2 separate regions of the Homo sapiens genome follow, and region 1 is linked to region 2. Evidence: chromatin contacts called from ENCODE Hi-C data. All regions are on one chromosome and are shown on one strand. The core of a region is the stretch at or near the end of the contact, and the rest is flanking DNA. Distances in the headings are between cores, read along the strand shown.

Region 1 (4,788 bases), core at 245-2,744, 160 kb after region 2:
GGGAAAATTAAGGAAACAAAGATTAATCTGGTCCCAGTAGTGCCTCCAGATTGCACGAACATTTCATGTATCACACAGGGTCACCAGAATACCATCAATTTTTTGATATCACTGTCAAAAGTGATCCTAGCACCTTCTGAAATAACGTGAGCTGCCAGATTCTCATTTCAGGAATGACCACAAGCGAACATCTGCATCTGACCCCAACCTGCCTGATGACCTTACCCGCTACTTCACAATCCCGTCCGGGAAAATCCCTGGGCACATAACACTGCAAGTCCCAGGTGTCCGCTGAACGGCGCCTGGCAGTCGCTGCCCAGGGGATGAGAAATCACAGGTGCCTTGTTTGGAACTAGAGTCTGGAATCTCGTCCTCCTTCCCTCTGCTCTGGTCCCTCATTGTTTATGAAGACCTCAGTCCCCTCTGCTGGGAGCCCCACCTCCCCTTCCAGGGCCACGGGCTCTAGTCTTCTTGCCTTTCAAGGACCACACAAATAACTGTGCCTCCCCTCAAAGCTTTTCTCCTCCTTCCCAAGTGAAGTCCTCTCTCCTCCCTCCAGCTTTCAGGGCACGGAGCGCTCTTCCTGGCATTAGAATTCTGAGCAACCCTCCTAGCAGGCCCAGCTCAAGCCGCAGCGGGGAGGAAGAGTTCAAAGGAAGCTGTGCCAAAGATCTCGAAGGCTTAGTGGGAGACCCAGCAACAGGTGGCACCAGGTCTGGGAAAGATTCCTAGAAAGCGGAGCGGGTCTCGGAGGGGGAGGATTTAGCCCCAGGCGCCCGCGATCAGCGAACGAGCGCCTGCGCGGAGGGGCCGGGCTGCAGCCCCGGGGCAAGGGGAGCGCGAGCTCTGACTCCTCAGCGCGGCCGGGCCGCTCCGAGACCCCTCGAAGGAGGCCGGGCGCCGTGGGGCAACCCAGGCAGGGCGGGGACCACAGCCTCCCGGGCTCGTGGGGTGCAGCTCTGAACCTGAGGCGCTCGGAAGCTCAAGGCCAAGACCCGCTCGGGTGGCGGCCGAGCGCCCTCCAGCCCCGGGCCCACCTGCGGCCGCTCTCTGCATCTCACGCCCAGCGGGACTCCGGGGCTCCGCCTCAGGGACCGCCGAAGAAGTGATGGGGAAAGGGGCTCCGGGCGAGCAGCACGGCCCCCCTCCCGGAGGACAGCGCCCACGCCGCCAGCAGGCTGCGCACCCGGGACCCCGCCCAGACTCGGGGCGCCCACAGCACGGCAGCGGCGACGGCGGGGCGCGCAGTGCGCAGGCGCGGGGCGGGCCGTACCTGGGAAGGAGCAGAGGGAAGTAGAGTTGGGGCACAGGGTCCCGTTGCCCACCCGCGGCACAACCTTCAGGCTCAGGATCTGCTGCAGGAGCCCGGCCGACCCGCCGCTGCCGCCGCTCCCCTCGCGCTCCATCCCGTCGCCATTCACCACAGAGAAATGAGGGACGAGCGCCCGAAGTGCGGTAGCGGCCGGCGCCGACTCACCCTCGCCGCCTCAGCGTCACCTCCAGCCGGGGTCCTCTTCCCCCAATCCCAACGGCGCTGCCAAGTGACCGTTGCCTCCTCCAATCACAAGGCGCCGCAGCGCTCGGGCGCAGGGCCAGGGTTGTTCCCGCCCCCAACGTTGCGCAGGGCTCGCAGAGACACAGCCCCACGGACGCGCCCCCTCCTGGACGGCGCGCTCTGGGACCGCGCGCTCTGCTCTGCCCTTCTCTGCAGCGCCCCCTGTGAGAAAGTAGGGAATTGCATGCGCCCCAACAGAGCCGCGCTATGGAGTTACCAGGGATCTGGAAAAATACAGTGATGGAACGGATATGTAAAGTTCTAGTTATGACTGGACTCCAGCATTTATGAAACCTTCATGAACAGAACAAGAACGTTCTCTATTTAAAGCTGATAGTAGAAAGAGCCCATGCAAAGTCTGGTGTGGGACCAGAATGGGAGGGAGGCTATGTAGCCTCTATAGAGCTCGACTTAGTTTTAAATAAAATAAAATGTACAGAGATTCGGTTCAGAGCAATAAAATTAGATCACACTTTTTTCTTTTTTTTGAGACGGAGTCTCCCTCTGTGACCCAGGCTGGAGTGCGGCCGCGCGATCTCTGCTCACTGCAAGCTCTGCCTCCCGGGTTCACACCATTCTCCTGCCTCAGCCTCCCGAGTAGCTGGGACTACAGGCGCCCGCCACCACGCCCGGCTAATTTTTTGTATTTTTAGTAGAGGCGGGATTTCATCGTGTTAGCCAGGATGGTCTCGATTTCCTGTCCTCGTGGATCACACATTTTTGTCTCACCTCCCTTCAGAAAGCCTGTTAAAATGAAGGCAGAGAAATCGTAAAAAGGAATAAGCTAATGTTCAGTTTGTTTGCACTGCTGTAACAAAGTACCTGAGAGTGGGCAATTTATTAAGAACAGAAATTTATTTTCTCACAGTTCTGGAAGCTGGGAGGTCCAAGATCAAGGTCGCAGCAGGTTCCATGTCTAAGGACGGCCCGTTCCTCACTGATAGCACCGCCCGGGCGTCCTCACACGGTAACAAAGGGAGCCCACTCTCCAAATCCCTTTTATAAGGGTCCTAATCCCATAACGGGGGCTCCACTCTTCTGACTTAATCGTCTCCTAAAGGCCCCTCCTCTCAGTACTATCGCATTCCCACGAAGTTTCAGGACATGAATTTGGGGGAACACGTTCAGACCATAGCAGCCATTAACAATAGTGTTCTGGAAGGGAAGTTACCAAGGATAAGTAATGTCCACAAGGTTCCAGGTGATGAAGAGGCTTGTGACGAATAATAATGTTTTTGTTTGGTTGGTTGGTTTGTTTTGAGACAGAGTCTCACTTTGTTGCCCAGGCTGGAGTGCAGTGGCGAAATCTCAGCTCACCGCAACCTCCGCCTCCCTGGTTCAAGCGATTCTCCTGCCTCAGCCTCCCCAGTAGCTGGGATTCCAGGCGCGTGCCACCAGGCCCAGCTAATTTTTGTATTTTGAGTAGAGATAGGGTTTTGCCATGTTATCCATGTTGGTCTCGTTCCTGACCTCAAGCGATCCACCTGCCTTGGCCTCCCAAAGTGCTGGGATTACAGGCGTGAGCCACTGCACCTGACTGGTAAATTTTTTTTTTTTTTTTTTTTTTTTTTTTTTTTTTTTGAGACGCAGTCTTTTTCTGTCGTCCAGGCTGGAGTGGAGTGGAGTGTAGTGGCGCAATCTCGGCTCACTGCAACCTTCGCCTCCCGGGTTCAAGCAATTCTCCTGCCTCAGCCTCCCAAGTAGCTGGGATTATAGCTCCGTGCCACCATGCCCAGGTAATTTTTGTATTTTTAGCAGAGATGGAATTTCACCATATTGGTCAGGTTTGTCTCAAACTCCTGACGTCAGGTGATCCATCTACCTTGGCCTCCCAAAGTGCTGGGATTACAGGCGTGAGCCACCGTGCCCAGCCTGAAAACTTCTTTAAAAATCATTGAATTGTACAGTTAAAATAAATGAATTTTATGCTACATAAATCATACCTTTTAAAATCTTTTTAAAAAGTGACCAATTCACCGATCTGCCAAGCAAGGTGGCTCATGCCTGTAAACCCAACACTTTTGGGAGGCCAAGGCTGCAGGATTGCTTGAGCCCAGGAGTTTGAGACCAGCCTGGGCAACATAGGTAAACCTTGTCTCTACTAAAAATTCAAAAATTAGTCGGGTGTAGTGGCACACACCTATAGTCCCAGCTAACTCCAGAGGCTGAGGTGGGAGGATCCCTTGAGCCCCAGAGGTCAAGGCTGCAGTGAGCTATCATTGCTCCATTGTACTCCAGCCTGGGCAACAGAAGAAGGCCCTGTCTCAAAAAACAAACACACAAATAAACAAACAAAAAACCCCACAAGAATTTAAAGATGGCTCAGGAATTTAGTAAATAATTAAAGCTGAAACTTTTTGTCATATAAGTTGAAATGGAAAAACCTGTGATTCACAGGTATTTTCTGGCGCAGCTAGACTTCTTGTTGGCATTTCAGATTCTGTAGGATTTTTTTGTGACAGTGGCTGACAGCCTTTTTCCATAATTGTGCTATATCCAATGCTGGCCCTGGAAATAAATGGTGTTGCTCCACCAAATTAATCATAATAAAGAAAGGAAAAGAAAAATAAATAGAACAAGAAGAAAAAGATAGAAATAAGAAATTCTACCAAGCACAGTGGCTCACGCCTGAAATCCCAACACTTTGGGAGGCCAAGGTGGGTGGATCACCAGGTCAGGAGTTGGAGGCCAACCTGGCCAACATGGTGAAGACTGTCTCTACTAAAAATACAAAAATTAGCCGAGCGTGGTGGCGGGTGCCTGTAATCCCAGCTACTCAAGAGGCTGAGGCGGGGGAATCACTTGAACCTGGGAGGAAGAGGTTGCAGTGAGCCGAGATCTTGCCATTGCACTTCAGCCTGGGCAACAAGGGCAAAACTCCATCTCAAAAAAAAAGAAAGAAATAAAAAAGAAATTCCTAAAACAGAGGGAATCTATAGGTCACCTACAAAGAAATGAGAATCAAATGGTTCAGTAGCCAAATGAAGAAGAAGGCTGGATGACAATGTACCAACACCTTCAGTATTTGCAGAGAAAATGATTTTTTTTAAAGCTTTTTTGTTTTTAAATTTTTTTAAGAGACAGGGTCTCACTATGTTGCCCAGGCTGGTCTCAAACTTGTGGGCTCAAGCAATCCTCCCGCCTTGGCCTCCCAAAGTTCTGGGATTACAGATGTAAGCCACTGCACCCGGTCATTAACCTATTTTACACTCAAAAGTATTGTGTGCAAAATA
Region 2 (4,250 bases), core at 971-3,470:
CTTGGGAGGCTGAGGCAGGAGAATCGCTTGAACCCGGCAGGCAGAGGTTGCAGTGACCCAAGATCACGCCATTGCACTCCAGCCTGGGTGACAGGGTGAGACTCCATCTCTAAATAAATAAATAAATAAATAAATAAATAAATAAATGTATGTATGTATGTATGTATGTATGTTTAGGGAAAAAAAAACCATACTGGTCAGCTTCCAGGTTCATTTAGATAATCTTGAAGCCTAATTTAGAAATATGACCCCCCCCAATAAATCCTTTGTCTATCATTAATAAACTGAATGAGCTGGGTGCAGGGGTGTGCCCCTGTAGTCCTAGCTACATAGGAGGCCGAGGCAGGAGGATCGTTTGAGCCCAAAAGTTTGAGACCAGCCTGGGCAACATAGTGAGACCCTGTCTCTTAAAAAAAACTTGAATGACTTCGACTTAACGCAAGCCTTTATGTGACAGGTGTTCTGTAAAGTGCTTTATGTATATTACATATACGTAAGCAATACATATATTATCTCATGAGATCATCACAACCACATAGTGAGGATGGTATCGTTATCCCAGTTTTATTGGTAAAGGAGCTGAGCCTCAGAGGTGTCCAGTATGCTGGTGGAGAAGAGCTTACTGGTAAGAAGCAGAGCTGCCGAGCAGCCAGGGCTCTCTGGTGGGACACTCAACATTTCCTTTCATGGCTAGGGGTGAGGACTGTTGATTTTGAGCCATGAAGCCACTTCTGTGGTAACTTCCTTAGTGCCTTCTGAGGTCCGTAAGTACTTATGAACACCTTTTCTTTCTTTTCTTTTCCTTTCTCTCTCTCTCTCTCTTTCTTTCTTGATACACAGTCTTGCTCTGTCACCCAGGCTGGAGTGCAGTGGTTCAGTCTTGGCTCACTGCAACCTCCACCTAGTGGGTTCAAGTGATCCTCCTGCCCCAGCCTCCCAAGTAGCTGGGATTACAAGTGTGCACCACTATGCCTGGCTAATTCTTATATTTTTAGTAGGATGGGGTTTTGCCAGGTTGGCTAGGCTGGTCTCGAAATCCTGACCTCAAGTGATCTGCCCGCCTCGGCCTCCGAAAGTGCCAAGATTACAGGTGTGAACCACCATGCCTGGCCACCATTTCTTTCTTGATTTTTTGTTTAATCACCAGTAAGACAAATATGACAAGGAAAGGACCCTTTTTACAACTGAATACGTAGGTTATGAACATTCTCTTTGTATTCCACAGCGAAGAGAAAGAGGTGCAAGTGATGGCCTGGGGTGCTGTCTGAGGGCCTGGCCTATCACACAGGCTATAGCCAAGGGTAAAGCCCCACCCCAGGCCATAATGACACAGACAAAAAAAAATTCACAATAATGCAACATCTAGGCATTCCATTGGCTCAGTTTTTGACGGATCTGAACTAGTTTGGTTTCTCAGAAGGACAAATGATTCAGATAAGGCCAAGGCTGCTACCACAGGCCAGATCCAACCACTAGGCAACTTACAGTTCACTGGAGCTGTAATTCAGCAAATTCAGCTTGGCAGATGTGACTGGCCCCTGAGAGTACTCCTCACATGCCCCGCCTTCCCTCCACCCGCAGTGGCCTTCCCAGTGACAGGCCCTGCCCCACACTGGAACAGAGACTTACTGACAAACCAAAGTGCTCACATTTTTAGTTCCATCATGAAAAGCTCCTGCTTGCTTACAGTGGGCAGTTTGTCTCCAATAAATCATTTGATTTCAGGGTTCTGAGGATTTTCCAAGGCATAAAACCTACTCCTTCTTACCCCTCTTTCCCTCGATTATGGATGGCCAGTTCTTCACCAATCCCCTCTTCCTCCTTGAAGCTCTCCCAGTCCAGTTTGGACTTCTCAAGGGTGCTCATTTTCTGCTTCTTGGCACCAATTTTCCCCAAAAGGCTGCTCATGCCACTTGATCTTTTTAACCTAAGGAAAGAAAATATGAAAGATGTAGCAGGTAAAAACTCTGATCTCTATATTAACAGTTTTTCTGATGCAAATGGGAATCCCCTAGATTGGGGCCATTTATCTTAGTGGAAGCCATGTTCATATTTGGGGCATTTCCTTCCTGGTGTGGAGAGCACTGTAAGTAAACTGGAATTCTAATGTGCTTTTCCTGCTTAACACCACTGTCTGCTCTCCTGAGCTACGAACAGGAAATCCTGCCTTCTTCAGACCTCTGTGGGCTCTGTGTGGCAGGTCTCTGCTTGCAAGGAGGGGAGGAGCAGCGCTTCAGGCAGGGCTTTGGAGTCACATGCCAAGGTCCAACTTCCAGCTTAACTGTGTGACTCTAGGCCAGTTATTTACTGCATGTTCCTTGGTTTCCTAATCTACAAAGCAAATGCTTACTCACAGGCTGTGGTGTATCTTACACGTAAAGGGCTAAAACAGCACTTGGCACAGCGTCAAGGTGCAATAAGCATGAGCCACTCTGAGTCACTGTCATCGTTTAAGCTTAAAGCCCCAGGGGGTTCTTTTAAGAGAAAGAGAACCAGTTCCCAACACTGATGAGTGAAAAGTCACAGTACTGTAAGAGGGTTCTAAAATCAGTTTCCTTTTAACTCCTGTGAGTTGGGCCCTGTTTTTTCCAGGAGGTGGAGAACATTCCTCACTCCGAAAGCTCACACGGGGAATGTACAGCCTGTGCTCCACTTGCTGGTGATGCTATCATGGACAGTGGGAGAAACCCCAGATGCCCAAATTCAAGTCTTGGCAGGTCAAATGTTTCCAGTCATTGTTAAACATATGAAATAAAATAAGAAAAGCAAAATGCAGTTAAGATGGTATGAGGAAAGGTTTGGTCTCTTTATGAAATGAAACGAAATCATCTACCAGCATGTAGGAACTTGGAAGTTATTTTCCGCCTCACGGGGATATGCAAGAAAGTTAAACATTTAAAAACTATGAGCTAATGTCACATGGTCTACTGATAATAATACCTTTACTTGTCTAGAATGTTTGTTCTCCAAGTGCTTTTGTAGCCATGATCTCATCTAACTCTCACTAAGGCCTGTGACACAGGACCCAGTCTCAGAGTTGGAAGGGATCATCTTTGAAATAACCTAGTATCACCCTAACCCATTCTGAAACCCCACGTCCCTGCCGCAAAGCAGCGTGAACGACTACTCACCCCCTCTGCCTGGTGTGAGCCAACAGGCCAACGTCCACACTGAACACCAGACTGCTGGGACTGAACAATGACCCTGAACATTCTCATTCTATTAACTTTAGTAGAGAGGATGTCAACTTCCCTGTTTGGGTCACACCCCAGTACATGCTGAGCTTAAGATCAACTCAGAATGGGCTGGGCAAGCTTCATCATCCTTGTATTAAGTTGGACAAATAAACAAAGTTCAGAGAGGTTAAATGATAAAACAAGGGTCAAAACAATAGACAATGCAGATCCGGGACAAAGGAAGATCTCTCCCAACTCTCAGGGTGGTGCACTGTGCTATCTCGCCTCCAGATGAGAAGTGACTTGAGAGATTTTCTCATTAGTTACTTTACTTCCCAGTTTGCTTAAGAGAACTCCAAATAGCTCTTTATGAGCTTTCAATTCATATCTTCTAAGCACTGTTTTCCAGACAACTCAACCCCTACAATGTCATATGTGCGCGTGATCACACACACACACACACACACACACGCACACACACACACTTTCTTTTTCACCATTTTACCAGGAACGGAGCATGAGTGGGGATATGGAAACTTACTGTGTCTCAAATCTTTTTCCTTCTCATCTTCCTTACTGCTACTGCCCGAATTCTCATTCTTATATCACCTGGATAATTGAACAGCCTCTTTACTGGTCTCCCTGACCTGTTTTTCCCCATCCTCACTCAGTGGCCCTATCCTGGTATCTAGTGACATGCTGTAATTAGACTGAATTTTCCAAAACACAAAGCTTAGCATGTCTTTCTGCTTAAATGTCTCTTCACTGACCCCTTTTTATTTTTATTTATTTTTATTTTTTGAGACGGAGTTTCTCTCTTGTTGCCCAGGCTGGAGTGCAGATGCGTGATCTCGGCTCACTGCAACCTCCGCCTCCCGGGTTCAAGCGATTCTCCTGTCTCAGCCTCCCAAGTAGCTGGGATTACAGGCGCCTGCCACCACACCTGGCTAATTTTTTGTATTTTTAGTAGAGACGGGGTTTTGCCATGTTGGGCAGGCTGGTCTCAAACTCCTGACCTCGGGTGATCTGCCCACCTCGGCCCCCCAAAGTGCTGGGATTACAGGTGTGAGCCAC

What was found. Hi-C counts contacts between places; a loop is a spot of excess contacts on that map. Pooled maps may share reads with other maps.
Region 1: a loop to region 2 is called in a map of mammary epithelial cell, with 2.3 times the contacts of the local background. The contact joins the promoter of TMEM170A here to the enhancer-like site in region 2. A Hi-C loop is called at or near these places in 1 of 168 maps with a recorded cell type or tissue (mammary epithelial cell), 1 of 37 single-sample maps with no recorded cell type and 11 of 50 pooled maps.

Annotation. Positions count from the first base shown.
Region 1 is chr16:75,463,195-75,467,982 of GRCh38, forward strand. TMEM170A (transmembrane protein 170A) reads right to left here and starts at 1,495. Exons shown (of 3, transcript NM_145254.3): 1 at 1,274-1,495. The coding sequence starts at 1,406. RefSeq lists a silencer at 842-1,471 and an enhancer at 1,165-1,665.
Region 2 is chr16:75,303,256-75,307,505 of GRCh38, forward strand. CFDP1 (craniofacial development protein 1) reads right to left here. Exons shown (of 7, transcript NM_006324.3): 6 at 1,769-1,927. Among named protein-coding and RNA genes, the nearest start is that of BCAR1, 54 kb to the left of the region's middle. RefSeq lists an enhancer at 1,897-3,096. Within about 2 kb of position 2,221, at least 34 of the 41 ENCODE cell types and tissues checked have a DNase peak (open chromatin) inside an H3K27ac peak, as active enhancers do; they include mammary epithelial cell, where a contact is called at or near this core.